Linked DNA regions of Homo sapiens: region 1 is linked to region 2. The links are chromatin contacts, found by Hi-C or POLR2A ChIA-PET in ENCODE. All regions are on one chromosome and are shown on one strand. Each heading gives the region's core, a stretch centred on a gene start or an enhancer-like site at or near the end of the contact. The rest is flanking DNA. Distances are from core to core; before and after follow the strand shown.

What was found. Hi-C counts contacts between places; a loop is a spot of excess contacts on that map. ChIA-PET counts read pairs that join two places held with the same protein, here RNA polymerase II (POLR2A).
Region 1: a loop to region 2 is called in a map of tibial artery, with 15 times the contacts of the local background. The contact joins the promoter of ZFAND6 here to the promoter of TSPAN3 in region 2. A Hi-C loop is called at or near these places in 1 of 168 maps with a recorded cell type or tissue (tibial artery). POLR2A ChIA-PET finds 5 or more read pairs at or near these places in 1 of 52 experiments (naive thymus-derived CD8-positive, alpha-beta T cell).

What each region holds. Positions count from the first base shown.
Region 1 is chr15:80,058,312-80,061,357 of GRCh38, forward strand. ZFAND6 (zinc finger AN1-type containing 6) reads left to right here and starts at 1,365. Exons shown (of 7, transcript NM_019006.4): 1 at 1,365-1,498. RefSeq lists silencers at 1,043-1,371, 1,068-1,937.
Region 2 is chr15:77,069,765-77,072,776 of GRCh38, forward strand. TSPAN3 (tetraspanin 3) reads right to left here and starts at 1,345. Exons shown (of 7, transcript NM_005724.6): 1 at 1,128-1,345. The coding sequence starts at 1,190. RefSeq lists a silencer at 812-1,511 and an enhancer at 1,652-1,711.

The DNA of each region.
Region 1 (3,046 bases), core at 115-2,614, 3.0 Mb after region 2:
AATCTGGAACAAAGGAAAGCAGTAAAGGTCATGTAAACCCAATTTCTGCAAATTCATAATAACTGCATATGAAAATCCAACTGGGTTAGGTGCTGGAGTTAATACAACGATAAACTGGACAAGAATCGGAAGAAAAATACATTTAAGACAAAATCCGTAAGACTTGACGCATAACCTTGCTAGTTCAAGAAGCTCTTTCACACATATTATGTTATTTAACCCCCACAAATAGCCTAACAAGTAGGTTTTATTACCATTCCAATCAGGCTTTTGTCCTCCACTTAAACTGTACTCCCCAAGGTGACTTCTGTGTTGCTAAATGCTCAACAGGTACTCACTTCAGGCACAACATTTAAGGGAGCACCAAAAAACTAAGTGATCAAGATGAATAACATTTTTATTTTTTAAAATTAAAATTAATGCAAAAAAAAAATCCATGAATAACAAAATACCAACATTTAAAATAAAGAGGATTCTCAGGACTGGGCTCGCCTACCTGGATGCCCTAACGGAACTCCTCATTCACAATAGGATTGAATGACCTCGAACTAAAGTGTCACGTACTTCCTGCTCGTGATGCTCGTGAGCCCGAACGAAGGCTGAAAAACTTCAGGGGGAGCCATTCTGCCTATCACCCCTAGTTCCAGCGCAGCAGCCCAGCGTGCACCACGCAGGTGGGAACTGACCCCGTGCTTTTGGAACAGGCTGGAACTGGGGGTGCTTGTGCCTGTGCATGTATGTATTGCACACGTGTGCATGCACGCTTCTCGTCTTGCTTCTATTTCCAAGTCCCAGTTCAGGACAGGGCAGAGAACTGCTTTCCAGTATGCGCCCTGAGCTCGGACTTTGCGCTTGCAGACTGAGGCGCCGGCCTGCATGGGAAGACAGAAGCTCAGAATTCCTTCCTGCACAAGTGGCAGGTGGAGTGCAACTCTTTTTGGTGCCTCAGTCCAAGACAGGGACACGCCATTCCCTGCGAGGTGGCAAAGGTACCTGAACCTACATAACCAAGCCCTTAAAGTCTCCGCGGCACCTCTTAATCGCCTTCCCGTAGCTATTGGAGGTAGAGAAACCGCGGCGGGAAGCGCCCCAGAGAGGGCAGTGGAGCAAGGGACACTGGAGGTGCAGAAGGCGGAGGAGCATCTCCTTTCGCTCCGCCCCGCCTCTTTTCCTGCCTCCGGCCAATTGCCGTGCGCTCCGAGCCTTGACCCCGCCTCTCCCCGCCTCCTCCGGCCTGCGGCCCCGCCCGCGCCGGTAATAATTAGCGGGCGGGCGGGGCCCGCGCGTCAGCCGCGGGAGCCGGCCAATCCAGTGGCTCTCCTCCGCGGTCGCGTCATAGGCCGAACAACCAAACAGAAAAGTTTAATAAACAGCGGACGGAGGGGCCGGCGGTGGCGGAGCCGGAGCAAGCAGGGGTTCGGCGGCATTACCTGTACCCATTCACCGGCGGCTACCGGCGGCGGCGCGCAGCGTGTCAGGCGGAGAGACCCGCCGCCAGGTGAGGAGCGCGGCCCGCGGGGCCCGGCTTGCCCGGCGCTGCCCCTCCCCCGCCTGCTCCCTTCCCCCACCCGGCTGCAGCTAGGCGAGGCCCGCCCCCGGCCCCTCCCGGCGCCCGAGAGCCGGAAGCGGAGGGCGGCCGGCCGGCGCAGCAGGTGGTGGGCCCGCGGGGGCCGCGGGCGAGAGGGCGAGGACTCCCGGCTCCGGGGGTGGGGGCCGGAGATCGGCGGGTTCACCTCAGACGGCGCGCGGGCGCCCGCGGCCGGGGGCCGCTTCCTGTCAGGGTGGTCGCGCTGGGGTCGGGAGCCTCAGTTCTTCAGGGCCGCGGAGGCCGCGACGCGCGCCGCCCCGAGCGGGTTGCGAGCGGTTGGCTGGCGGGGGTCGGAAGGGCCCCGGGCACACTGGGGCGCGTCAGTTCCCCGCCTCCTCCGAGTCTCAGGTCCTCTTCGGGATGTTTTTCCACCTGCGGCGTTTTTCAGAAACCAGCCGGAGGCAGCCCGGTGTCTCCAACTCCTGACTGGCACCGGGAAGGGAATTGGTCTCTTTTTTTCCTGCTTGGGTTTAGCTTGCTTAGGATTCTAAATTTTTTGTCTGCTTTTTTGAAATAGTTATATTTAAGTTTTAGCTACCTAAAAAAGTATGAAAGAATATTGTGTTTGAAATCTTTTTAACTTGGTTTTTAAGTCACGTGCTAACTATCCTACACAGTTGGGACGCTATGATTTACCTTCACATCTCGGAAGTTGTAACCAGTTGTGAGGAAGTTAGGACCTTGGGGTTACCTAAAGATAATTTATATTAAGTTGTTGGGCCATAAAAACTGGGCAGAATTGGCCACGCGCGGTGACTCAACGCCTGTAATCCCAGCACTTTGGGAGGCCGACGCGGACTAATCACGAGGTCAGGAGATCGAGACCATCCTGGCCAACATGGTGAAACCCTGTCTTTACTAAAAATACAAAAATTAGCTGGGTGTGGTGGCGGGCGCCGGTAGTCCCAGCTACTGGGAGGCTGAGGCAGGAGCATCGCTTGAACCCGGGAGGCGGAGGTTGCAGTGAACCAAGATCGCGCTACTGCACTCCAGCCTGGCGACAGAGGGAGACTCCGTCTCAAAAAAAAGCCGGGCAGAATTAATGATTTTGAAGCTCCGAGAAACAGGATTAAATTCCTCTTTCAAACCGAAATCGGAATTTGATTTTTTAAAAGTGTAAAATACCATAAACTTTTAAGGTTAGTTGTTCGGTAACCATGTCACCAATTTTAAGGCACTTTCTGAGTTGTGTATAGTTTCTCCAGAGCCCTAGGGGAAATGTTTTGCAAAATATGCACGTTTAGCTTTCCAAAACAAGTTGTCTTTTTTATTTTTACTTTTTTACGTTTTAAAATGTGTTTAAAGGGAGACATCACAAATGTGCAGGAGAAAATACAGGGGTCGGTGGATTTATTATCTTGTAGTGATAACTTTTTGGGTGTATGCATATGTCAGAACTTACACGTTTTACACTTCAAATATGTGCAGTTTATTGTCAACTATATGTCAGTAACGTTT
Region 2 (3,012 bases), core at 95-2,594:
AGGAGCTGAATGGGGAGGAGGAAGAGGCACAGTATGGTTAACCGGAATGTTCAAGGAGTGCTCTGGCGACTGTGGACAGAGCAATCTGTCCAGGGCACTCAAGTGTTTAAGGAAATGACAAGTTCAGAGAGGCAAGGTGATTTGGGACCAGACTGAGGACTTCTGCTCCAAGACCAGGGGAAGGAGTTGAACCTTATTCTACCGCTGAAGCTTCTGTTTTCCTTATTTTCAGATCAAGTGATGTGATAGAGGAAACGTTTTAAAAGATTTATCCGGGTGCAAAGTCCAGATGGGCTGGAGGGTGGAGAGACGGATAGGAACAACTTAGGTTACTATAAAAGTCCCTGATGAGATAAGGACCCAAACTAAGATGACATAAACATTCCTTTCAAAGAGGGTGTACCCCTTAAAAATTCATAAGCCACCTTTTATTGAAAGTGAACTCATCACTTTCAAAATCTTGTGACATCTCCATCATATATTTAACCAAGAGTTATAATCTCACAGTTTGGTCACCCCCATGACCAAAACAAATAGACCGATGTTCTTGGTCAATGGATTATTTGGCTCCTCGAGTTGAAACCCTTCATTTTCTGGGCTGGTGACAGTCAGCCGGTTCTCCACACACAAAGGGCGTTAAGTGGAACCCCCGCCCCGGCTCCGCAGCGTCCCCGCGGATCTGCCCGCCTCGGGACGGCCACTCGTCTGCGAGGCCCCGACAAAGAGCGCGGAACCTGAGCCTCTGGCGAAGATCCTATTTCGAGCCCGACGTCCTGCTACAGTCTGCAATAAGCGCTCTCCGTCCAGCCGGCGACTCCGGGGGGGGGAGACTGGGGCGCCTGGCACGGAGCCAGCCCGCGTGGGCCGAGCGCGGAGGCGCCGGCTGGAGGCCGTGGAGTCCCTGAAGGCCTCCCCTCGCTGTCCTCCGCGCCCAGGCTCCCGGCTTGGTCCGGCAGGGACCTCGCGAAGCGGCCTCACACCCGGCCCTCCCCTCGCCTCAGCCGCCTGAGGGCCCGCGCGCGGCCCCCGCGCGCCCGCCCAGGCCCAAGCCCGGCCCCCACGGGCGCCTCCGCCGCGGCCTCGCCCGGCCCCGCCGCCGGCCCCTCGCTCTGCCCGGCCCCGCTCACCCAGAAGATGAGGTTGAGAAAGACCAGCACGGTCTTGGAGGAGGTGATGCCGCACTGGCCCATGGCGCCGGTGGCCCGCGAAGGCCCGGCCCGGAGAGCGGGGCTGCGCTCACCGAGAGAGCGGCAATGGCGGCGGCGCCTCCTCGCTAGGAACTGCACGGCCTGCGCGGCGCTCCCCGCAGCCCCTGCGCCGTCGCGCAGCCCCGACCCCAGCAAGTGCCTCGCTCCTCCGCGCAGCCGCCGCAGTCCCCTCAGGGCTCCCGCGCCGCTCCCTGGCAACCGAGTCCCGCCCCACGCGGCCGGTAGCTTCAGCCAATCGCCTCTGCGGAGGCTGCAGTGAGGCCACGCCTCTTAAAGGAGCCAAGGCCTCAGCGCCTTTTCTTGGCCTCTGGCCGCCCTTGGACGCAGATGGCTCCCTAGGGAGGTTCTGGTGGACCAAACCCACTCTCCTCCTATGACTATGCCACCCTTATAGATGATTCAGAGCCCTCTGAGTGCTATCTTTCTACCTAGCCCATTCTCCCCTAGGAAGGTTGGAGACACTAATCTCTGCCTGACCAGATTCTCCTGACCAGGTTAAAATCTTGGCAGCACTGTTGGTGAGAAGTGCAAAGAAAAACAACAAATACTTATGGAGAAACTTATTGTACCAGGCGCTGGGCTAGACCTCAGAAGAGTCAGAGAGGAGAAAAGGCTGGTGATGGCGTTAGCAAGGCAGAGACATGTTTGTGTGGGTGAGTGGTTGGGAACAAGTTCTATTCCAGGGTAGTAAGTTTTGGACCAAGATTCGCAACGATTACAGAAACATCTCTTTGCATTGCAACATTTCACATTCTTCCCCCAATCTTGAATCCGTCATAGCAATTAATTATTGGGTGCTCACCCGGTGCCAGGCTCCATTAGTTCATTTAACCCCCACCACAACCCTGGATGGAAGGCACTATGGTTATCAGCCTCATTTTACTGATCGGGTAATTGAGGCTTAGAAAGGTTAAGAAGTTCGCCCAGAGCCACACATAGTAAGTGGTCTAGTGCAAAAAACACATCATCAGTCACACAATAAACTGCCTCTGTTTGCTGTCTTTCCTGCCATTATAATCCTGCACTCCCTCCTTGACCGCGCCCGTAAGGATTTCCATTTACTGGTCTTTATCAGCTCGCTCTCATGCAATCTCCCCCACTCATCACCTTTCCCAGGCACTCTCAGAAGTACCTGTTAATCTCAGCATCCTGTGCATTTACACCAAGCAGCAGCAACAGCCATTTATTCACTCATCAAACTTGCCGCGTGTCCCCTCTGGGCCTCACTGTTGTCGGTGGTGGATATTCCACTGTGAGCAAGACGTATCCTTCCTTCCATGGCTTACATTCGTTCGGGCAGAGGAGGCAGACCATAAACAAACGGGCAAGTGGGTATATGACATGAGGTAGTGTTAGGAAACAATTCAGAGGAAAGGAATAGAGTGATGAGAGGAGTCCTCTCTGAGGAGAGAACATTGGAGGGGACCCAAGGGAGGTGAGGGGAACAGCCCAAAGATGAGAGCAGCAAGGACAAAGGCCCAGAGACCGGAACATGATCACTGTGCTGTAGGAAGGGGAACACAGAGAGCCTAGTGTGCTGGAGGTGAGCGAGGCCGGATCACCAACAGCCTACTACGCCAGGCAGAAGCCTTTGAGCAGACCAGTAACACCATCTAAGTGTTTCAAGTGCCATTCTTGCCATACCATGGAGGTCCTAGTTAAAGAAAGAAAAATGATGGGCTCTCAAACATGATTCCCTTTGAACATCTATCTTCTTGACGCCTCTGCCCTCTGTAAATTTCTCTGTCTGCTTTGCTCTGAGTGCTTTTCCTCCTTTTCCAAAACATCCCCTTTGCATTTCTTC